Linked DNA regions of Homo sapiens: region 2 is linked to region 1. Evidence: read pairs that join two places in POLR2A ChIA-PET (ENCODE). Cell type or tissue: MCF 10A. All regions are shown on one strand. Links, peaks and the distances in the headings refer to the core of each region. The heading gives the core; the rest is flanking DNA. Region 1 overlaps RYR2 (ryanodine receptor 2). Region 2 has its middle 170 kb from the start of ZP4.

The links. ChIA-PET counts read pairs that join two places held together with the same protein. Peaks named below come from ENCODE experiments on the same cell type or tissue, not always from the same donor. Only the 100,000 strongest peaks of a DNase experiment are listed, where the experiment ranks them.
Region 2: POLR2A ChIA-PET joins it to region 1 with 5 read pairs; 1 of 35 experiments calls an interaction of 5 or more read pairs at or near these places.

The regions. Positions count from the first base shown.
Region 1 is chr1:237,754,141-237,766,406 of GRCh38, forward strand. It overlaps RYR2 (ryanodine receptor 2), which reads left to right. Exons shown (of 105, transcript NM_001035.3): 81 at 2,148-2,247; 82 at 3,557-3,636; 83 at 5,636-5,712; 84 at 6,815-6,888. Among named protein-coding and RNA genes, the nearest start is that of ZP4, 130 kb to the right of the region's middle. In MCF 10A, for the core only: no CTCF peak of the experiment used is centred there; DNase peaks (open chromatin) are centred at 5,451 and 7,051.
Region 2 is chr1:238,056,147-238,068,412 of GRCh38, forward strand. No RefSeq gene overlaps it. Among named protein-coding and RNA genes, the nearest start is that of ZP4, 170 kb to the left of the region's middle. In MCF 10A, for the core only: no CTCF peak of the experiment used is centred there; DNase peaks (open chromatin) are centred at 6,255 and 7,535.

The DNA.
Region 1 (12,266 bases), core at 3,292-8,291:
TTTTTGGCTCAATGTTTTTTTTTTTTTCAAATGACTTTCATCATCTTCCTCAAAACATTGATTATTAAAATTTAGATGCGATGTTAAAAAAAATGAGTGACCTGTCCAGGGAGTTTATTTTTAAGCAAGGTAGTCTGAGATCCTGTCTATTTCTTGGTCCTTGTAAGGTTCATACATCATGTGTTGATTTCAGTTAGGTTACCGGGACCTTACAGGCTACACTGCAAGTTGTTCTGGCAGGTCTTTAACTGATCTTCCCCCTTTTGGAGCACAAATGGCAAATTGTTGTTTTGTTCTGTTTTTTCTCAAGAGTGTGTGGCATGTTGCCATCTTCCATCTTCTGTGAGTTTCCTGATGACTGTCTTTATGTGTTCTATTAGGTCAATAGAAGAACTTCTTCCTGACTCCCTTGCCTCTTTAGTTGATGAAAATGATAGGACAGTTTCATGAGCGAATAATTTCTTATCATTTTCTTACTGAAAAACTCTCTCACAAAAGGAGCTGGTTAAGCTTTAAGCGAAAGTTCCACATGGAGCTCTGGCAATGGGAGGAACATAAAAGATTGTTGGGTCTAAAAGGAAGAATCAGATGTTGCTCATCAGTTTTAAACAACACCTGAAGAGCAGACGAAAGGGTCCTCTTTCAGTTTTTCTGAAACTGTGTTGTAATGACAAAATGGTTTTGTGTGTCTGTGTGGTTCTGTTTCTGTTTTGTTTTTGACTTCACAGGAAGAGGTTTAAACATGAAGGCAAACCTTATAGATGTTAGCATGGCTACATATAAAGCAAAGCTGCCTCTTTTTTTTTCTTTTCTCTGCTTCCATTTAGGCCTATCACATAATTTAAGAAAACATAAAATTAACCACAGGAGCGCTAACTATAGTGTGACAAAAAAAACCCTGATCAATTTTGTTTTCGCAGCACGATATTATCAAAGATTTAAGAAACAAATTTGCCAGCCTCGGCGAGAACTCTCTGGTAACAGCATAAATGTCTGTGTTGGTTGCTTTTGATTTAAAGGTTTCTTTTTTCATTTGTTTGAGCCCATTTCTTTTCCCCCTCCTTTTAGTTCACTTTATTTTTCATATTCTGTAACTAGCAAGCCTTCATTTTTTAAACCTCTTCCATCTTCCAGTGTCTATTTTCTGTATTTTGGATGGAAAGTTTATGGCAGCAAAGCTGTCATTCTGGCTACCTCTGCTGCAGCTCTTCCTGCTCTTAGGTCATATATGTTTTGGCCGTTGTGTTTATGGACATGATACTAATTGACTGTTTCATGTCCCATTGACTAAGCTTCTCTACCACGCCATTTGATGGACTCACTGTCATAGGGCTCTATGCAACTTTCATTCTGCAACTTATACTGCTTAGTTCCTTCTCAATTCTCCAGTGAACTGGATTGCTCAAGTGAATGGTCATACCAGTCTTGAACTTGCTGTGCCTTTATATTTTATTTTTATTTTCTTCTTTATGTTTTCAGTGGTAGCTTAAGTGGAAAAGAATAAACTCCAGCCATTGCTCCAGCAGTACCATGCAGTATCGTTTGTTACCACCAGAGAATACAAAATATAAAGGCACATTGCATCTCTTATTCTTTGGGGGTGACTGGGGAGATCTGTATCATAAATCCACTACTTCGTTGAAGCCTACCTTTTGATTCATATCAGCTTTCAATTTTACTTAAACTTCAAGACATCTCAGTTAATGTTTTTCTGTGATTCAGTGATACTTTGCAACTCGAGCCATTTGCTGAGCAGTATCAAGTTATGGCCATGGCATGGGAGATTATTCAAAACGTGACAAACTTATGCACAAATGTATAAATCAGAAAGTGCAAGTTTCATTGATGAAGTACAGTACTTCAAAACTGTGATACAGGCTTTGAATGAATCAAATCATTAAAATTGAGAAAAAAAAATCCATGCTGATAAACCAGTACCAAAAACATATCAAGAAAACTATAAAGGGGGAAAAAAAAACAATAGTTGAATATGTTAATAATATCTGTTGAAGAACATCGTTGGTGTTGAAATGGTCCATAATGTTGTCATAGAGCCCATACATGAAGAGATGACTAAAAATATGGTCTGTAGAAATCTGTTGTGCTTACTGATACCCTCAACATAAATGGTTGGGATTTGTGTTCAGGAAAAAGAAATGGAAAAGCAAAAGCTTCTATACCAGCAAGCCCGACTCCACGATCGTGGCGCGGCTGAGATGGTGCTACAGACAATCAGTGCCAGCAAAGGTAAGGTTCCTTGAGTTCCCCTCACGAGTGTCTGTTCTTCAGATTTCCTCGTTGCTCTCAAGGTCCTCCCTCATTTCAATTCCACTGACTCATTTAGTCCTGGGGTTTCTGGTTCATGACTATATCAGGTGCCTATTCACAAATACGAGCTCTCATTGTTTACGGAGACCAATGTTAATTTTTTTTTTCAGAGTCTTACTATACAGATTCATTTTCATTCTGTTCTTTAAGTTTTGGAAACTATGTTATAACTAAACCTTAGCAGACTGATCCTATAAAATGGGGGTGCACGAGCTTTTTCTTTAAGGCTGGAGAGTCAATATGTTCAGCTTCGAGGGTTATGCAACCTGTCACAGCTCTTCAACTGTGCCATGTTAGCAGGAAAGCTGCCAGACACAATAAGTACACAAACAGCGTGGCTGTGTTCCAAAAAAACTTTATTTACACACACTTTGTTTACACACATAGGTGGCAAGCTGTAATTTTTTTATGTAATTTATGGTATTTTGCCATAGTTTGCTGACTCTTGATACAAATATGGAGACTTTTAAAGTGAGACTTTTTTAACAATTAAGATGCTGTCATATATCTCAGTAGCCAGCTGTTTCAAGATGATTTTTTGTACATTCATAATAGCTTCTTTGTGAAAACATTTTAAATATAATTTGTAATGGAATGGAAAAGTAATGGTGGTACATTCTGTTATTAGGTACCCTTGTCCTTGAATAGAAGATTATTTATATTTCTAGGATAAATAGAAGTGAACAATGAAAAATGAAATATGTTACACTAAATAAAATTTTGTTATTATCCGAATTACTTAAAATTGAGAATAGTCTGCCTAATAAACCAGATGTCAAACATATTAAAATAAAAGTGATACAATGAAAATGATGAAAGTTCTTCATATATAATACTGTTGAGGGAAGAGGGAGAGAAATTTTCTTTAAAGAAACTTTTAAGTAGCTCATACTTATTTTAATGTTTATTAAACACATAATTAATCTTGAATCTTAATAATTTCAGGTCTCGATATTTCAAAATCAGTTGTCTTCCTATTCTGTTACTTCTATATCTTCTTATGGTTTCAGTTCTTAGATATTATAGAGAATTTATTAAAAATGTTGATGCCAAATATGCATTATTATTATGTTAGCATTTTTTGGAACATAAGTCAGTCTCCCTATGCCATTAAACAGATTGCCTGGGGGGGCATAATAATAATTTTAAAAGTGCAGCATTGGAGGTAGAATAGGTTAATATAGAAGGCGAAATGATATAAGGAACACTACTTTTTTATATTTCTTAGGTGAAACTGGACCAATGGTAGCAGCTACTCTGAAACTTGGAATTGCTATTTTAAATGGTGGGAACTCCACAGTACAGCAGGTAACAGCTTCCAGTCATTCATATAATGTACTTTTCAGACAAATGGACCATATAGTAAAGAACTATTTGTTGTAAAATGTTTTATTTTCTATGTACAATATGGCTCAATTTTAGTTTACCACAGTACTGAAGAGAGAGCAAAAGAGGGAAAAAGTAATTATGTGATAGTGTTACAAATCCAAACATAAAATGATGTCAAAATATCTGAAAACATCAAGTGTGACCTTTTATCATGTCAAATGAATTCTGGTGCTGAGGTATGAACCACTCTCTCACCATGCGTTTACCAAACTGTGGCTCTCTGGTTATGGAACCTGGCAGGGGTAACCAGCTCGTTCTGTTCCCAGAATAAGTGATTATATAGCTTTGAAAAAAGAAAAAATAAAACACTTAATCTCTCCAAAACATTTATCAAAAAATAATGTCTCCTGCTTATGTTTTACTTAAGAAGACCCTCATTACTTAGTATGTATATTCAGAAGTCCTTAGATCCAGAGACAGGAGTGAGAGATCCTGTAATGTATACTTCTTGTCTATGTGGAACTTGTCTGTTTTCTTTATAACTTCAAATATATATCCCACCATCTCCTTTGATCCTGCAAGCCACATCCCTTTGTTTGAAAAAAAACAATGATTGTTTCATTTTTTATTTGACCAAAAGTTATCACACCCCCCGTAAATGGCTATATGGTTTTGTGTCTATGTGCGTATATATGTGTGTCTGTGTATCTGTGTATCATACCTACACTACGTGTATATTTGCTATTTGTGCATTTGTGCGTATATATATATATGCATATGTGCATATACTTTGTGCATATGTATCCTTTACATATTTAGTTTGTATTGCCTTCGCTATCTGAAAAAGATTACTACTAAAATTTAGTCTGCTTAACTGAGCCCTTTTTAGAACAGCATTGATAACAGGAATTGTTCTGCTCTTCCAGATTTGTAGAGAAGCAGTATTCTTATTTCCTTAAACCTTTGAGCATGCTTTCTATCATCTTGTATGTGCTTTTACATTTGAAATCTCTAATAAATTTTAACCATGTCAGAAATAGCTGTTTCGTTATGCTATGTAACAGTAAGCTAACAAGACAAAGCATTGCTTTAGCGTTTTTTTACATGTATGTTTAACCAAAATTTTGACCATAGATTCTGGACGTCATTCTGAGAACAAAGGAGAACATTTTAATAGCCAAATGATTCCTATTGTTTTTTCAATTTACAGACTATGGTAATGGAAACTGAATTTCCGTCTATAGCATTAGCATATGGCAGTCACAACTCTCAGATTGTAATGCTGTTCGGGGTTTTTTGTTTTGTTTTGTTTTGTTTTTTGAGATGTCACCCAGGCTGGAGTGCAGTGGCACCATCTCTGCTCACTGCAACCTCCGCCTCCTGGGTTCAAGCAATTCTCCTGCCTCAGCCTCCCGAGTAGCTGGGACTACAGGCACATGCTACCACGCCCAGCTGATTTTTGTATTTTTTAGTAGAGACGGGGTTTCACTATGTTGGTCAGGCTGGTCTCAAACTCCTGACCTCATGATTTGCCCACCTCAGCCTCCCAAAGTGCTGGGATTACGGGTGTGAACCACCACGCCCAGCCTGTAATGCTGTTTAATGACATCACCTTGGTATGGAAACCTGTGAATAACATCTATAGGAATTTTCTTCCCAGTTAACTTGCACTAGAGTATCTGAATCACCAAATTACTTTAAGAGTGACCAGGAGAGAATTAAGAGTAATATATTACCCCTGACATTTTTGGTGCTTGTGGTGATGTGTAAGGCAACTAACCCTCTTATTCCAAGTTTGCGTAACTATCTTGCTTCGAGGTGTGTTCCTACTTCATGATAAAGATGGCATTAGTCATGTTTGTACGCAGTGAATATTTTCTGTCTATTCTAGAATGGAAAGCCTGTTTTGGTTGTTTATTTATTTAACAAACAATAAGATTTTTGTTCAGTGGCCACGTGGTTTCTATAATTCCCATAGAAAATGCTTGACTACCTCAAGGAGAAAAAGGATGTGGGCTTCTTTCAGAGCCTGGCCGGCCTGATGCAGTCATGTAGGTAAGGACTCACTTCCTTCTTGGGGGTTCTACTCAGTGGTTGTATTTTTTCGAAGCATTTGTTTCTTACTCTGACGATAATTGCACATAGAAGAATAGTTAATGATTAACAACACTTTAAAGTGGGATAATCGGCAGTGTCTTGTTTTCTATCTTGTTTTAAGGGGTTGGTAATATCATAATTAATAACTTACAGAATGGTAATAATGTCTTAAAATAGCTTTCCCATAGTACTATAATCCCAGAGCTTTGGGAGGAAGAGATAGGAGGATCCCTTGAGGCCAGCAATTCAAGACCAGCCTGGGTAACAGGGCAAGACTCCATCTCTACAAAAAGATTAAAAAAAAAAAAAAAGCTAGGCATGGTGGCAACACACCTGTACCATAGTCCTAGCTACTCAGGAGGCTGAGGTGGGAAGATTTCTTGAGCCCAGAAGTTCAAGGCTGTAGTGAGCTATGATAGTGCCACTACTGCAGCCTGAGAGACAGAGTGAGACCCTGTCGCTAATTTAAAAAAAAAAAAAAAAAAAAAAGCCTTCCCCGTGTTTAAATAGGGATCTTGGAGAATTAGCGTATATTCTGCATACTTGAAAATGAGTTGTGTATGCTTTTTTAAAAAAGAAAATTCTATTTAGTTTTATTTAGGAGCTTGTAGGCCATTTCTCATTTTGTGACTAAATGATCACTAACTCATTTGCGGTAATCGTTTTCCATTTTTTTTCAAGATTTAAAATCATTCAGACAGCATTTGACTAAGGAATCTGACACACATTTAATGTAAGAAGCTATTCCAACTGCAAAAACATAATTATTAGAATTTTATTTCTGCACATCTGCTGGCTTTGTAATGTACTCCCCATGTTGAAACCTAAGAATGCTTTCATGTTTGACTTTCACATGGATCATTTCAGTGTAGGCCCAGGGGAGACACTAGTCTGCCACTAAGAAAATACGGTTGGTACGCAATGAATGGAGACATGTTTTCAGTGTACGTTAACATTTGCTTCATCTTCCAAGATATATGGTGTTTAGATGTTTGCTCTCCTGAGCAAAGAAAATGTTCTATTAGTCCTCTAAATGTTTTTTTTTCCCTTGTTATTATAGTGTCCTTGACCTAAATGCATTTGAGCGACAAAACAAAGCTGAAGGTCTTGGGATGGTGACAGAGGAAGGATCAGGTATTAATGACTTACATTAAAAGGATCACCTGTCTCCCTTCCCTCCCTGAAACGAGTCAATTATCAATTACCTTTCAAGTAGAGAGATAAGAAGTTATTTTAAAGTTGATGAAATGCTTACATGACTCATTTCAAAGTTCATAGTTGGACACCGGTCACACCCTAAAACCAACCTTCCACGCCGGTCATTAACTCCTTGTGTGCCAGCCCCATTGCCAGCTGCCTTTCCCCTTATTGGGTTTTCAATGAGGAATAATGGTTGAATGAAGGATCAAGATCCTTTATTAGAGAATTTTCTGGGAAATCATAAACCACATAGATGAACCTTTCAAGAACATTTGACTTTCTTTGGCCACTTTAGCAAAGTCGGGCTCTCAGATTCTTTTATTTCCTTAGGATAGTGATCCTTTGAGCTCCTTCAGTCTACTCTCATTCCTATTCCCTCCTCTTCCCTTCCAGCACAGTGATCCTCAAATCCATACATGTTTGCAAGTCTAGATTGATGAAAGAAATTAGAGACCAGTTATTTCGCTTAAATAATTCTGTGCACAAAAGCAGAGATACACGTGATCTTAGAATTTTTCTCTCTCTAAATAGATGCTGGTATAAACTAGAAAGTTTAGCATACAATGCATTTAAAGCAGAAATAACCTTTGCTGCCCTTTCATTTTAGCAGTATTTATTAAGAAAAAAATCTTCAGTAGTTTTTGGTTTGATTTGTTTTTATTCTTTTGTGTTTGATTTTTAAACTAGTTTTACTCAGGGCCCCGTATGTTTATCTGTTTTTGTTTGTTTTGTGTGGTTTGGATATGTCTTCTTGTCAATTATTAGTTTTGGAACATTGGGTCTTTTATTGGACTAATCTTATTTCAAAAAATAATTTTTTCTCCCATCTGCCATTTGTAGTCTATGTTTATTTCTCTGAAATATTTTAGGATTAACTAATTTATCTATGTATTTTTTTCTTCTCACAAATAGGAAAAACAACATTTCTTATTGTATTTTAAAGTTTATTATTAATACCCATTCTGACATTGCTACCACTATGTGGCTCCCGTGTTTATTTTATTTTCTGCTTGACATTTGGATGTACAAGTGCAGTCAACAAAAATAAGTCATATGGTTACTAAACTGAGTTAGCTACCTTCAAGAACAATCACTGACACCATTCTATAACTTCTTAGGTTTTCTGGCCTAAGGTTCTGGCCTGAGGTTCAGAAGGCCAGACCTTTGAGAAAAGTCACCAGTGCCACTCTAAACCGACTTAGGTTTTCTGGACCCATCTGCAGAACTTGGAGCCACTGCAGATCTCAGGGCCTATCACCTGCCTACCTCCAGCATCTCTCCAAAGTCCTAAGCAATTTTCAGCTATAAAATTTCTAAAAATGAATGAAGTCTCTGTCCAAAGCCTGACTTCCCTGTCTTGGAATTAGAAATCAATTTCATTTTCCCCTGTAGTTATTACCTAATGTTCCAGGGGCTCCTACCGCAAATCCATAGTCATTCTTAGTCGCTGTTCATATCAGCTCCCAAAAGGAATAGCAGCCACTTAGGTTATTTTCCTCAGCCTCCTTTCCTTCGTCAGGCGGATATGGGTTGGAATAACATTTTCGAGTCCCAAGTCAGAAAGAACTTTGTGAGAGTGACCATTCTGATGTGAGAATTCTTTATATCTCTCAAAAGGAGATTGATTTAACTTGTGCATTCTTTTTCAACACATAAGAAAATAATTACTCAAACCGATTAACACGTTTTGTATTATTTCCTTACAAACAGAAAAACAAAAGCAAAATCTCAACTTTTTTTCTTTTTCCCCATTTCCTTTTCTTTCGACTACTGTAAATGTACTACCCTCCCTTCCTCAGTCATCACTCATGAGCGTGGTAATTATTAAAAATGAACTGTCTTTTGTTTATTTGCTCCTTTATTTGTTGTTAGCTTTGTGTACAGACTTGATAGTGACAATTTCCGTGCATTCTTTTTTGTTGTAGACTGTTTTAACAAGTAGATTATTTAATTTCCATCATTATGCATCCTGTTATTTTTTACATTTACACATCTAGCTTTCCTCCTTTTCTTTCTTGTTTCTATGAGGATGTACAGTTATTAGTATGTCAGATATGAAGGGGCAACAAGCATTTCAATTACATTTTCGGATTGGTTTTGTTGCTTTTCAGTTAAAAACCTTTCTGGTGGGCCCAGCGTCTGCAACTGTTGTGTCAATGAATGATCCTAGAATGTGTGCCCTAGTCTCCCTGTGGCGTTTCTGTCTTGAACATGCTGTGGCTTTATGGCTGTACTGATTGGTGCACGGGAAATCGGTGACAGATTCAAGGAGGACGTGACAAGCTGAGTCTCCTCCTCGCCAGTGTGCTCTGCCAGTTGCCTTCCAAGTATTGGGAGGCCTACTGAGTTTTTCCTCTATTCCTTTGAAAATCTGACAGATTACAAATCATTTAACATCAAAACTAATTTTTATTTTTGTGACTGAATTCAAAGAGCAGTAGAAACAATAGCAACTATTTGCTCCTCAAACTAATATACTAGCAAAGATGCCATTAGTAATTCAAAGTAGTTTCTGAAAGACATTCTATGCAGTGGAAATAAGGGATGAGATTTTAGATAGTACTTAGGACGCCAACAAGGCTTCCAAGATTAAATTGTGCTTTCTGAATACATGCTATTGCCTTAATCAAGAGACCTATTAGGAGCATATGTAAGGGCCACTCATTAGCTCTATTAATATTACAGTATCTTCCAGATTGTTTTAAGAATTCCTATACAGACACTTTTGGCATGTTTAAATATATCTGTTTTGAGATCACTCTTTTGTTTAAGATTCTGTAAAAGTTAAAAAAGCCTACATACACTCACAGGAGAAGAAAAATCAATCATCCCTCTTGGAAGGGATAGAAAAGGCTGAAAAAGCAACATCTGTTAGTGATGTCACTTGCTTCAACACTTGAGGCTCAGAGAGCATGGGCTTAGCACTGAGAAAATAATCTGTTGTACCTGAATCTTCTACATCCTTGCCCACTGTTTTTATTAAGCTAAGTCTCTTCCTAATGACGACAATATGACCATAAATTATATAGCCATGGAAAACGTATAAGCTCAAATGCATGAACTTTTGATACCCGCAACCCTCCAATGAGGTAGCTATTACCTTGATTTTATAGATAAGGAAACAGAGGAACAGAAAGGTTTCTTGACTTGTCCAAGGTCACACAGCTAAGCGGCAAGGCTGAGACTGAAATGCAGGCATTCTGCCTCCCACTGTTTAATTTACAGATCCCACGAGTGAAGTCACTTCCCTCCCATCTGTTCATATTCTTCAGGGGCTTACTTCATGTCTACCATTGCCTTAGGTAGCATTTTTTTTTTTTTTTTTTTTTTTTTTTGCCCCTTGACTTACTGTTTGTTTATTTAATTCTTTTTGAGATGGAGTGTCGCTCTGTCGCCCAGGCTGGAGTGCAGTGGTGCAGTCTCATCTCACTGCAACCTCCACTTCCCGGGTTCAAGCGATTCTCCTGCCTCAGCCTCTCAAGTAGCTGGGATTACAGGCCTGCCACCACAATTGGCTAATTTTTGTATTTTTAGTAGAGATGGGGTTTCACCATCTTGGCCAGGCTGGTCTTGAACTCCTGACCTCAGGTGACCCACCCACCTCGGCCTCCCAAACTGCTGGGATTACAGGCATGAGCCACCACGCCTGGCTGCCCCTTGACTTATTGTTCTTTGTCCCTTTCCGGGACACAAATCTCTTGCCAAATTTTGCATTTATTGTTAAGTTTCAAAATTGCTTTTGAACTTTTTATGGTTACAAATGTTCCTAACCTGGTATTGAGATGCCATGAGGAACTGTGTGTTTCTTTGAGGTTTGTATCTACAGCTTTCAGATGAATTATTTATACTGTTTTTTTTCTGCTGCCATTATTGTCATGCAAGTTTGACCTCTGTCTCCTTTTTATACTAAGTTTCTCTCATTTCTGTGAAAGCCTGAGCCTCCCAGTTTTTTTTTTTTAAAGGTTCTTCAGGAAATGTGTTAGTTTGTAATATGCTCAATGCTGTCTGTGCTGTATATTTTATATTTATATGTGTTTTCTTTTAATGACTTAATCAAATTCAAAAACAAAACCTGTATGAATATTTAAAATGTCATTCCATTCTTGGATTTTTAATTTGCTTTTTTATCAGAACCATTAACCCCATTACCAAATCATTATGACATTGAAAGTGCAATTTTTCTGCTTTCAAAATTCTTCTTGGAATATAGCAGAAGATACTGAATTTTTTTTTTTTGATCATGAGGTAGTCCTGGACTTCATAAAAGCAAGACAAAGTTTTGAAGTTGATCCGATTTCTTAAAAATAGTTTGATTTTTTAAAATCCTCACTACAACATTAACTACCAATTAACCTTCCCCACCTTTCTATCTGTATCTGATAATTTGTTTCACTGAGGTTCTTACTGATATATTTATAATCATCTAATCAAATTTATGTGAAGTTGAAGCAACACAAATTGATTAAGCAAAGAGATTGAATTGATCTTTAAGTATTGGTTACCCTAACTTTTTGATACTCTTGATTGCTTAATTATTTATGGGCTACCTTTTCCTCAAGATTTTCCAAATACTTTCACAAGTGTAGTTTAGTATTCTGTGTACCTTATTCTGCCATTCTTGTGGGTAAATTTTCTCTTCAAGGAAAACTTGTGATGTTGGTTCGTGGCACCAAATACATTTTCTTAACATCCTTGCAGTTTTTAAACTTTGAAGCGCTCATTTAAATTAGAGTGACTATTATGTGCTAGATGGTGTCCTAGGCATTGGAAGCAATTTAGGAGCTCAGTACTGTGTAGACAGACTTGTAAACAAATAAATTCAGAACAATGCTTTATGCATATAAAGGAATTTAGGTGGAAGTACTTAGCGGCTGGGATGTTGCGGGGCTGGGGGAGACGTGTAGTCTGAATTAGGAATCAAGGGGGTGGATAAGGAAGGCAAAGACATTCCAATGCGAGGGAACAGCATATGCAAAGTTCAAGGTACCAAACACGGCAGAGAATGGTGACTAAGCTGTTATGAAGGAAAATGATCAGACTAGAGGATGGAAACATAGTACCTGGGAGGCCACGAAGGACCTTCTCTGCCCTGCCAAGGAATCTACACTTTATCTGAGGCCACAGAGAGCCATTAAATACCACTTAAGTGATACTATGTGTATTGTTAAATGATCCACCTAGAATTGAGTTCCTAACGTTTATTGTTCAAATAATGCTTCTGCTAGACTCCACTAACAGTACAATGTAGATTTCCCATTTCTCAGTCATGCTACTAAATAGAAATTGACTCCTCCAAAGATAGTGACCAGCAT
Region 2 (12,266 bases), core at 3,459-8,458, 300 kb after region 1:
ACTGCAGTCTCTAACTCCTGGGCTCCAGCAACAACCCTACCTCCTCAGCCTCCTGAGTAGCTAGGACTACAGGCACTTGCCAATATGCCTGGCTCTCTCTCTCTCTCTCTATATATATATATGTATATACATATACATATGTATATATATGTGTATATATATGTGTGTATATATATACACATATATATACATATGTGTGTATACATATATGTGTGTGTGTGTGTGTGTGTGTGTGTGTGTATATATATATATATATATATATATATATATATATATATATATATATATATATTTATGGAGATGGAGTCTCACTGTGTTCCCCAGGCTGATCTCAAACTCTTGGCCTCAAGCGATCTTCTGACCTCAGCCTCCCAAAGCACTGGGATTGCAAGCATGAGCCACTGTGCCCAGCCTGACCCCAAGATCTTTACCTTGTAACAGTTGTGTTGAATTTCATCCTGACAAAGTAAATTAATAGCTTATGTTCACAGGTATGGAACAAAGGACAAAACTAGAAGTCATCCATCTGCTCACCTGAGACAAATGCATATTTGACTGTTTCCTCTCCTCTATGTTTACTTTGTCTTATGTAAAAATGCAGATTCACTGAGCACAAGATGAATGCATAATTGGCTATTTCTTTATCTCTCCGTTCACATGTAAAATGTGAATTCAGAGAAAGCTGATCAAAGACTCAAAAGAATGCAACTGCTTGCCACCTTTATCTACCCTTGCCCCCATTTTTTCTTTCTCTTTTCCCTACTGCCTGCTCTTTCCTCTTTAAATACAGAAGTCCCTGAACCCTTTTTGGAAAAAGCATGAATCACAGATATTGCCTGTGATTTTGTGTTCCTTTTTCCTCAGCATGTCCTCAACTTAGCAAAATAAACCTCTAAAATTATTGAGACTCACCTCTGTCAATTTCTTTAATTTAATATGTATAAAACAATGTTATACCACTGTTTATTTATATGAACTCATAGTCAACTAAAACCTCTTAGTCTTTTTAAATGTAGTTTGCTAAGACACCTTTGCTCTATTTTATTCTTTCTTTTATTAATTTTAGGTGTCCTAAATCTTAAAACCTAAAGCCAACTCTTAAACAATTTAATCTGGTAAAATTTAGCTTCATTTTTTTAATCTGCATTTTTTTTTCTGAGAACTTGTGTTTGCCAGTGAATTTAAACTTTCACATCAGAAGACCCAGGTTAAAAATGACGTTTGTTTTTATAGTGTATGCATTCTACTTTTCTACAGAATTGATTTTTTTTTCTTTTTGAAAAATATTATATCAGTGAAGAATTTCAGTTTTAGGATATACAGACCAGATGCTGGACCAGAGTATGACACTGAGAATCATTTTAGAGGACTCAACCAACTGAATTCATGTAGGAAAAAAAATTACTTTAAACATAACCAGCACTATCAAAGCTGATAAATTTAAAGGCTTCAGAAATGATATCTGCTAGAAATCTAGGGCTTCACTTGAACACATACCAGTGCATTTGAATGAAAACAAAGTAAAGAACCAAAACATTTTTGTATTAGTCCATTCTCATGCTGCTGATAAAGACATAGACTGGGAAGAAAAAGAGGCTTAATGGACTTCCAGTTCCACATGGCTGGGGAGGCCTCACAATCATGGCAGAAGGCAAGGAGGAGCAAGTCATGTCTTACATGGATGGCAAGAGGCAAAGAGAGAGAGAGCTTATGCAGGGAAACTCCCATTTTTAAAACCATCAGATCTCATGTGACTTATTCACTGTCATGAGAACAGCATGGGAAAGACTCACTCCCATGATTCAGTTACCTCCCACCAGGTTTCTCCCACAACATGTGGGAACTGTGGGAGTTACAATTCAAGAGATTTAGGTGGGGACACAGCCAAGCCATATCATTCTGTCCCTGGGGCCAAGCCATATCATTCTGTCCCCGGCCCCTCCCAAACCTTATGTTCTTTTTACATTTCAAACCAATCATGCCTTCCCAACAGTCCCCCGAAGTCTTAACTCATTTCAGCATTAACTCAGAAGTCCACAGTTCAAAGTCTAATCTGAGACAAGGCAAGTCCCTTCCACCTATGATCCTGTAAAATCAAAAGCAAGTGAGTTACTTTCCAGATACAATGGGGGTACAGGCATTGGGTAAATACAGCTATTTCAATGGGAGAAATTGGCCAAAACAAAGGCTACAGGCCCCATGCAAGTCCAGAATCCAGCAGGGCAGTCAAATCTTAAAGCTCCAAAATGATCTTGATGCTGAAGCAAGAGGTGGGTTCCCATGGTCATTGGCAGCTCCAACCCTGTGGCTTTGCAGAGTACAGCCTCCCTCCTGGCTGCTTTCATGGGCTGGTTTTAAGTGTCTGAGGCTTTTCCAAGTGCATAGTGCAAGCTGTAGGTTGATCTAACATTCTGGGGTCTGGAGGATGGTGGCCTTCTTCTCACAGTTCTACTAGGTGGTACCCCCAGTAGGGACTCTGTGTGGGGGTTCCTACCTCACATTTCCCTTCTGCACTGCCCTACAGAGGTTCTTCATGAGAGCCCCATCCTTGCAGCAGACTTCTGCCTGGACATCCAGGTGTTTCCATACATCCTCTGAAATCTAGGTGGAGGTTCCCAAACCTCAATTCTTGACTTCTGTGCACCTGCAGGCTCAACACGATATGGAAGCTGCCAAGGCTTTGGGCTTGCACCCTCTGAAGCCACAGCACAAGCTGTACCTTGGCCCCTTTTAGTCATGGCCGGAGTGGCTGGGACACAGGACACCAAGTTCCTAGACTGCACACAGCCCAGGGACCCTTGGGCCAATCTAGGAAACCACTTTTTCCTCCTAGGCTTACAGGCCTGTTATAGGAGGGACTGCCATGAAGACCTCTGACATGCTCTGGAGACATTTTCCCCATTTTCTTGGAGATTAACATTCAGCTCCTTGTTACTTATGCACATTTCTGTAGCCAGCTTTAATTTCTCCTTAGAAAATGGGATTTTCTTTTCTATTGCATTGTCAGGCTGCAAATTTTCCAACTTTTATGCTCTGCTTCCCTTTTAAATCTAAATGCTTTTAGCAGCACCCAAGTCACCTCTTGAATGCTTTGTTGCTTAGAAATTTTTTCCACTAGATACCCTTAATCATTTCTCTCAAGTTAAAAGTTCTGCAAATCTCTAGGGCAGGGGCAAAATGCCACCAGTCTCTTTGCTAGAACATAACAAGAATCACCTTTGCCCCATTTCCCAATGAGTTCCTCATTTCCATCTGAGACCACCTCAGCCTGGACCTTATTGTTCATATCACTATCAGCATTTTTGTCAAAGCCATTTAAGAAGTCTCTAAGAAGTTCCAAACTTTCCCACATGTTCCTGTCTTCTTCTGAGCTCTGCAAACTGTCCCAAACTCTGCCTGTTACTCAGCTGCAAAGTAGCTTTCATATTTTTGGGTATCTTTTCTGCAGTGCCCCACTCTACTGGTACCAATTTACTGTATTAGTCCATTTTCATGCTGCTGATAAAGACATAACTGAGACTGGGAAGCAAAAGAGGTTTAATGGACTCCCAGTTCCACATGGCTGGGGAGGACTCACAATCAAGGCAGAAAAGAAAAAGAAGCAAGTCACATCTTAGATGAATGGTGGCAGGCAGAGAGAGAGAGAGAACTTGTGCAGGAAAACTTCCATTTTTAAAATCATCAGACCTCGTGAGACTTATTCACTATCAGGAGAACAGCATGGGAAAGACCTGCCCCCATGATTCAATTACTGCCCGCCAGGTTCCTCCCATGACACATGGGAATTGTGAGAGTAACAATTCAAGATGAGAATTGGGTGGGGACACAGCCAAACCATATCAATTTTTTTCCTAGGTAGACCTCCCCTTGTTCTTTTACTCTGAGACTGTTAACTTGTTGCCTTATCTGTTGTGAACTCCTGTTGAAAACATTCTCATTTGACAAAGGCATTTTTGTATTCAATGTACACATTTTTTTCTACAAAAAGATCGATATATATATGTTTTTTTTTCTTGAGGTGAGAAATGAAAAACCACAAAAGCTTTACTGGTTACTGCCTTGCTGTGGTAGCCTTTATGAGAGCAGGCTTTTCAGTAACTCATTGTCAGGTTATCTCACACTTGTCAGCTGAACAGCTGCACACTTCCTTCTCCAAGGCCACAGTCATTACTGAGCATGGCATGGGGTCCTCATTCCATCACTTAAGTGTGGCTGTGGAAAGAAACTGCTGCCTGGACTTCCGGGCAGCTATACAATCCTTAGAAGTGGTGAAAGAAGCATCAGAAGTGGTTCCCTGAAGGTACTCTTCTCTGAAAGCAGTGCCAGGCAGCTAGTAGGGTGCCTGAATGAATGGAACAGGAAAAGAATACACCTTGAAAGGATAAAAATCCCATATCACAGGCAGAGTTCAGACAGCATGGATTGGAAGTAGTGTGTATAATATACAATCACTTACGTTCTGCAGATGGTCAATTAACACAAGGATAGGATTTTAAAATATCTTTCTTTTAAGATATATTTTCATATGGTGAAATGCACAGATCTATTTTTTACTATGGTTAAAAATGCATAATGTACAAATTGCCATTTAAACCTTTTCTAAGTACACAGTTCTGTTGCATTAAGTACTTTCCGATTGGAAATGCACAGATCTTCAGTGTACAATTCGATGAGTTTTGGCAAATACATATACCTGTGACACTAATATATCTTTCAAGATATTGAACATTTTTGTTACTCTGAAAAGTACTTTTATTGTCCCTATGTCCGTCAAGCATAAAATTTAAATAATAACTTACTTTTCTCCATTATATGATCTTTTTCATTAAATAGCATGTAAAAAGATTTGTAAGTATAGAAAAATAACACAAAAAGAATCATCCACAAGGCAAATCATAACCCATACTGATACATCAAATCCTTAAGTAAGCCAATGACACAGCAAGAAATAAAATACAGAAGTAAAGAAGTTTAAGAAAAAAATTATTTTATTTTTAGAGACAGTATCTTGCTCTGTTGGTCAGGCTGGAGTGCATTGGTACAATCACAGCTCATTGTAGCCTTGAACTACTCGGCTCAAGCGATCCTTCCACCTCATCCTCCCAAATAGCTGAGACTACAGGCATGCACAACTATACCCAGCTAATTTTTACCTTTTTTTTTTTTTATGTAGAGATGGAGTCTTGCTGTGTTCTCCAGCCTGGTCTCAAACTTCTGGCCTTGAGCTTCCTCCTGCCTCAGCCTCCCAAAGTACTAGAATTACAGGTGTCAGCCACTGTGCCTCACCTAGAAGGTGTTTATAACTATAGTGCAACTATAAATTTTGTTTTAGGATAATAGAATAATTCTTGAGGTCACTGTCTCACTCATCTCTCCCAAGAAAGTTTAAAATAGTGTATGGTCACTAAGCCCACAATTCCAGGCTTCTCTCACCTCGAAGATTTCCCATTCTATATAAGCTGCTGAAATCACCAGCTTTTGGATACACCTCCAAGAAGAACAAGGAAAGCACCAGGGGGGCGAAATGGATTCATAGCATCATTTATCCCTGATGAAAATAACGTTAACTGGGTCTGATGTGTTACTCTTGATAATCTGAGAACCTGGCTGAACCTTTATTTCTTTGTTACTTTGGTGCAGTTGGCAGCATTGGCCAGAATGACCAGAATGACAATGTGGTTTAGATCGGGATTGTGGAACAAATGAAATAATGGTTAGAGACACCCCATCCTCCCAATCACTGAGCAGAATCAATAGATGCCTATGTTTTAGGTGTGGCCTTAGAACATACTTCTGGGCATATGCTAGGGCATGAAAGGGTGGAGCTGTTAGGGCAGAAGAGCAATTTATGGAGATAATGACCTCTCAGGGAAGAGAATGTCCCCATTTGTGTCCACATGAGATAGAAATGGCACTGGGTAGTTACAGGAAAATGGAAAACCTCAAACAACAGCTAAAACAGAAACTAGGCAAAGAAACCACAGGATAACAGAAAATCCAAAATAAGGAGAGAAAATGGCCAAAATCCTGGTCGTGTGACATGTCCATGACTCTTCCAGGCAAACCCAAATAGGGGAGAAAGGGGCGGTAGGAGTGCAGGCACATCCCTGAAATCATCTCCTTTTCCAGAACATCTAATGATTATTCCACATTTCAGTTAAAGAAACACTCATAAAATTAGAAAGTCAAGCTTTGTATGCATGACTTGTTCTCACAAGCATGCCTGGACTTCTCTCTTCAGTGTGTACTTTCGCTTTACAATAAAAGCTTCCTGCCTTTCACCTCCTTCTGACTCATCTCTGAATTGTTTCTTGTGATTGTGTCAAGAATCTGGAAACTAGCTGGGCTGGGGTCTCACTGGCATGCAGAGACTCTCCTGGGATCACACTGGCATCCACAGAGCCTCTTGAGCCCTCCAGCAACAAGTTGATCTGGTAATAGCTTTGGAACTTTGAGGGGAAGTTGGAGACTTGGCATGAGGGATAAATGCAGTGGACTGAGACTTTAGACAAGTGGGGATGGGGTCTTTGACCAGGCGCCAGTGGTAGCTCTCCACGCAAGCTGCTCGTTTCCTATGGATCCCCCTAGCTGTGGTGGGCATTGCAGTTGCCCTTGGGTATTTCGAGTGGCAGGGTCTGCTCACCCTGGATAGACCATCACTATCCAGCTGTGCCACTTTGCATGCTCCATCCTTCCTCTGCTCCTTCTCGGCTGCTGATTTTAGAAACAAGGTAGACCAGGTAAGTCTGACTGTTTACAAATACTCCAATCTAGCCTGATCTTCAGGCCTCCAGCTGCTAGACGGCTCCAGTGAAGGGATCTTGACTATTTTAGGGTACCCCCGGTCACTTGAAAAGCTATCTTTCTCTGGAAGCAGATGGCTCAGAGTCTGTTGTGTGAGTGAGGGTGAAGGCGGCCTCCAAACTTAATGCCAGATCTGGCTAGTTTTAGCATCAGAACACCAATGGAGAGTAGGTCCTGTGCCTTTAAAAAGTTGGCTTCCAAGGGGTAAGGAAGACAGATGTCTTCGTCATCTGGATTTAGTAAATCAAGTGCCTACCATTTTAGGTGATCCCCTTCTTGAGCATGCACTTTTGGAGCATATCAAAACCTGGGGTTCATTGTGAGGGCAGATAGATGAGGAAATTGGATGCACACCTGTTCAGTCTTTCAACATGGGGGTATATCCTCTGTGTGAGGGGGTTCTGAAGGCCTGTGAGATTGAGACTGGCCTTTACTGGTGCTGATGGAGGCTCCTGCTACTGCAAACTGGGCTGCTCCGTGGAGTCATTGTTAAGTGGAGCTGTACAGACTGCAGGGCTAAGCACAGGGTTTGGTGTAGATGATGCGGTGCCGGCTCTGCGTGCAACCAGGTTTGCTATAGTTCAGCTGCAATGAGTGCTGCTGATGGAGTTTTGCTTGACACTGCATGCATGTGGCCAGCCAGATGGTAAATTTTCTGCTTCAATGTTCATTAAACCCAGCTCATGGTTGATGCACAGCTGAGTCATTCCCTTTGCCAATGGCTGAGACAGTGCCTCTGACTTAGCGGTCTGCATGGCTCACTGCCAGGTGTGCAGATCTCAGGAGGAAGTGTGGATCAATACCAGGCAGCCTGAGTTATTCAGCTGGAAATGATCTTGTGGACTGCCTCTACATTGACAAAATGGACATCAGAATATTCAATAAATGTATACCCAAAGGAAATAAATGATGGAAGCCCTTTTCCCCCTCAGATTCTACTTCATTTGACAACCTTGAAAGACATTTTCTGAGAGATTTGGCTTTGGGTTATACAGATATTTTTTAATATAAACTTAGTACTGGAGCAGTTTCAGCAGAAAACAGGGGATGGTCCAAAAACATGTAATGGTTGGTGGAGAACACCAGGTAAATTTTCTCTAGGAAAAATATTCTGTGTCATCTTTGAAGAGAAAAAGAAACCTCTTTATCCATTTGAAAGGATATTTCCCCAATATATTTATATGAAATTAAGTGAGGTAGATAAATTGGCCTTCCTATATCTTAAGGGAAATCCTCAAAATGAAGAGATAGGCACAGAACTATATCACAAATACCTATAATATTATAAATCATAAACACTTAAAACTTTTATGGCCTCTACTATGGGGACAATCAAGACTGTGCTTCTTGAGCTAAGAGAATAGCAGATTCTGGACAGGCTCCAAGTATTGCCAATTACTTAAAGTCACCCACCCTTTGAGGGGATTTGGGAGAATCTTCTTGTGCTTCAGTCCTGTGGAGTAAGAAGTGATTGCAGCATGGGTCGAATAATGATTCACATGCACTATTAGCAGAGTGCAAAGTTAACAAGGGACAGACTATGTTGGTTTTTTTTTTAATGTATCAACTTGAGCAGGCTGCAGTCTCCAGTCTTTCAGTCAACACTACTAGGTGTTGTGATAAGATTTTGCAGATGTAATTAAAGTACCTAATCAGTTGACTTTGAATAAGGAAGATAATTCTGGATAATCCAGGTGGGCCTGACATAACCAGCCGAAAGCCTTAGAAGCAGAACTGAGGCTTTCCCAAGAGAACAAATAATTCTCCCATATACAACAGCTTTAGCTTCGACCCATGGAGTTCTATTTGGAGTTCTTGTGAGTTCCTTTCCTGACCACTTGCCCTATGAATTTCAGACTTGATTAGCCCATCACACAATTGTGTAAGATAATTCCTGTAACAAATCTCTTAATGCATCTATCTCTTATGGGTTCTGTTTTTCTGGCAGATGCATATAGCTCACATTCAAGAGATTCTCTGCTTACTGAAATTTTAATTTATCTAACCTTTGTGACTTCTACAGATCTCTGATACCTTTAAAAATATGACTATTGTACCTCATTTGTTTTTTTCTAGTTGTTGTAGTGGGAGTTTTGGTCTCCCAGTGTCTACTGTAGAGTCTCCCAACAGATATGGAGTAGAAAAGAAGAAGGAATGGTATTCAACTTACAATGTGGTTCTGACATTATTTGTATAACAAGGTCTAAATATTTACATTCTGAGACATGGGTATAATTAAATATTCCAAGTATTGCCTGTCCATGAATTCTTAAATCTTAAACTCAATCTAAGTAGCACTTAGAGTTTTACGATGACTTTAATATTCCCTATTGCAAAGTTAAGTAATAGGATTGGAGTCATAAAGAAAGACACGTGATCCTGTATAATGGAACTCCTGACACTTGGTGGGAGCATCCTGTACATCAAGAGCCAGTATATCCTTTGCTCATTTCATTTCAACTGCCATTTATTTCTTCAAGGTGACTTCTTATGATGCTACTTTTTGCTTCCCACTTTATTCTCTTTCATTTCTTGTAAATTTCTTTGGAGGGAGATGCTTCTTTTTTGTAAGGTTGTACATGTGATACAAATTCAGGCTTAGAGAAGACAAATAAATTCAAAGAACCAGCATAGGGCATGGGCTGTAAAATGCGCAGCTGTCTAAAGAAGCCCAGTTGAAACAACTGGAGATGCGGGTGTGGGATCCGGAGTGAGAAGCAAGGCAGAGTCTGTGGTGACTCTGAATCTTCACAGCAGGCATAAGTGAAAAGAAGAAAAGGCAGGTTTGATTAGGAAAAGAATATGCAACATGCCTCACATGCACTGGGTAGCCTGTTCTATATATGGAGTTTACCTCATACTACAAGGATTTATGTGTATGTTTTCCACAGTTATCTGAGAGCTCCTACAACTCACTGTTCAGGTCTTCCTGTCTTTTGATTTCAGACCTTACCTCCCCTTAATATCCTCTACCAACTACCCTCCATTCTCTCATCTTCCAACCCTTCCTCCTGCCCTTTGACTTTGTCTCAGAATGTTATGGTCTATTGTACAAAGGCACAAAAAGAGCCACTGTACTCAATTTTGTTGGCTATATACAGCTAAGTACATCTTAAAAAATTGTTGCATTTTTAAAAGAACAATTTACATCCTAGAAGGTATCTTCATTTATGGACATAAGCTCTTTTAAATGCAATAGCAATGCTACACCCAACAATTACTTTATCTGTATAAGGATGCAGCATTTGGGGTTACATTCTATAATGATATGAAATAAAAAAATTATGCTAGAAAAAAGTTACACTTCCAAAATTATTTAAACTTGATTTTAGTTTTCAGCATCGGAAATATTGCAATTACAGCTCAGAAAAATGAGGAAAGGCCTCTAAGAGACTCTTCTTGCTGAAATGTGATTCCAAATAAATAAATAAGCATACTTGAATTGATAATAAGGCTTTGAGCTATTCAGCTTAAAAATAGGCTTACCCCATTAAGATTATTAAACTCAGAGGCATATTCTGAAAAGAGCTTTTGAAAATGGATTTCTTGCAAACTGTCATCAAATATTCATAGATAAAATAATTATGTGGAAAGATAAAGGGATGGTGGAAATTAAAGGGGGCTGATAATAAAGGGAACTGGATGAGATAGTTAAGCAAACTTTTTGAGAGGGAGAATTTTTTTAGAGGAGGTTGGCGTGAAGCTTAGACTTGAACATTTGAGCATCTGTTTTTTTAGCCCCTCATTGCTTCTGTCCTGGTGAATAAAGTGCATGGATAAGCATAGGTGACAATTGCTTGACTGTGATGGAATTTAACTCCCATATGGGTTTGTATTCTTTGTTGCTATACATTCAGTCTTTTCCTTACCATGAGCATGGATGAGGCTATGCAGTGTTCTTTGCAACCTTTATCATGTCTAACACAGTTCAGGGAAGTGTCACTGAACAATAGGCTGGTGGCTGAGAAGAACGCTGTATACTCAGTTTCATATTTCCTTGCTGAAAGCCAACACATAAGATATTTAAATTTGTATGGTCTTACAGCTAACTGAGTGGAAAGATAGGGATTTGCAAATTTAACCAACTTAACTATTTTATACCTGAATATTTGATGATAGAAGTAGGAAATTCCTTTTTTTTTTTTTTTTTGAGATGGAGTCAAGACTGTGCCACCCAGGCTGGAGTGCAGTGGTAGGATCTCAGCTCACTGCAACCGCCACCTCCCGGGTTCAAGCAGTTCTCCTGCCTCAGCCTCCTGAGTAGCTGGGATTACAGGCACCCGCCACCACACCCGACTAATTTTTGTATTTTTAGTAGAGATGAGGTTTTGTCATGTTGGCCAGGCTGGTTTCGAACTCCTGACCTCAGGTGATCCACCTGTCTTGCCCTCCCAAAGTGCTAGGATTACAGGCATGAGCCACCACGCCCATCCCAGAAATCTATTTTTAAAAGAACTTTGTGTAAAGCTCTTCCTATTTGAAGGTCTTCTTGTTTATATTTCCTAATGCTCTCTTGAGTAGTAGCTGGAAGTTTAGACTGAATATTTGTCATTTTCTTTTACTTTCCAAATCACTCCAATCTGTGTGACTCTATCTTTTGTTGTAATCAAGTCTCAGTGAATAAACCAGGCACCTTCTAACCAAAGTAGACAATTTACCTCCTGTATTGACCTCCACACAAAATTGTCTAATGGGTCTCTACCCTGCTCAAGTATCCTCTACCCTCTGAGTACTTTCTCAACCAGACACCTAAAGGAAACAGATGCCTGAGTCAGAGCAGCTCTGGAGCAGAAATTTGTTTTCTGAATTGCCAAGATACCTATTAAGTTACAGAAAAATATATCTAAATTTTATATTTTACAGCATGCAAATAAATGTGTATAAAATATAAATATATTTAGGTTATGAATCAATATATATATACATAAATCAATGTTATTGATTTAATAGGTTTTAGTGTTTACTAGAAAAGGAATTATTGAATTTGTAAAGATGGCTCACATAAATATGCTTAAAATACATTAATCATAATGTGTGAATGTGTTTAAAACAAAGACAATTTCACAATATTAATAGCTACCAAGAGATATTCTACATGAAATTTGTTTGATGTTTTATACTAGAAAGATTAAGGACTATGAAATGTTTCCCTTGATCATTTGACAATGTAATATTGTATATCTTGTAACTATTAGGCATCATCCTAGGTTCTAAAAATAAAATTTTTAAAATGGAGGAAAAATTCTGCCACCAGGGAGTCAGGGAGACAGAGGGTGACAGCGCTTAAATGCTACAGCATATAAATCCCAGGAGGCTGAGTGTAGCACTTGACGGCCACCTAGTCCAGACGGGGTCAGATACCATCCAAGTGAGTTGATGTTTGAGCACAGTCCCTGTATCCTTCACTTTCTAAAGCATGAATGTCCTGAGCCCTATTCCTACAGGATTCTATTCTAAGGACG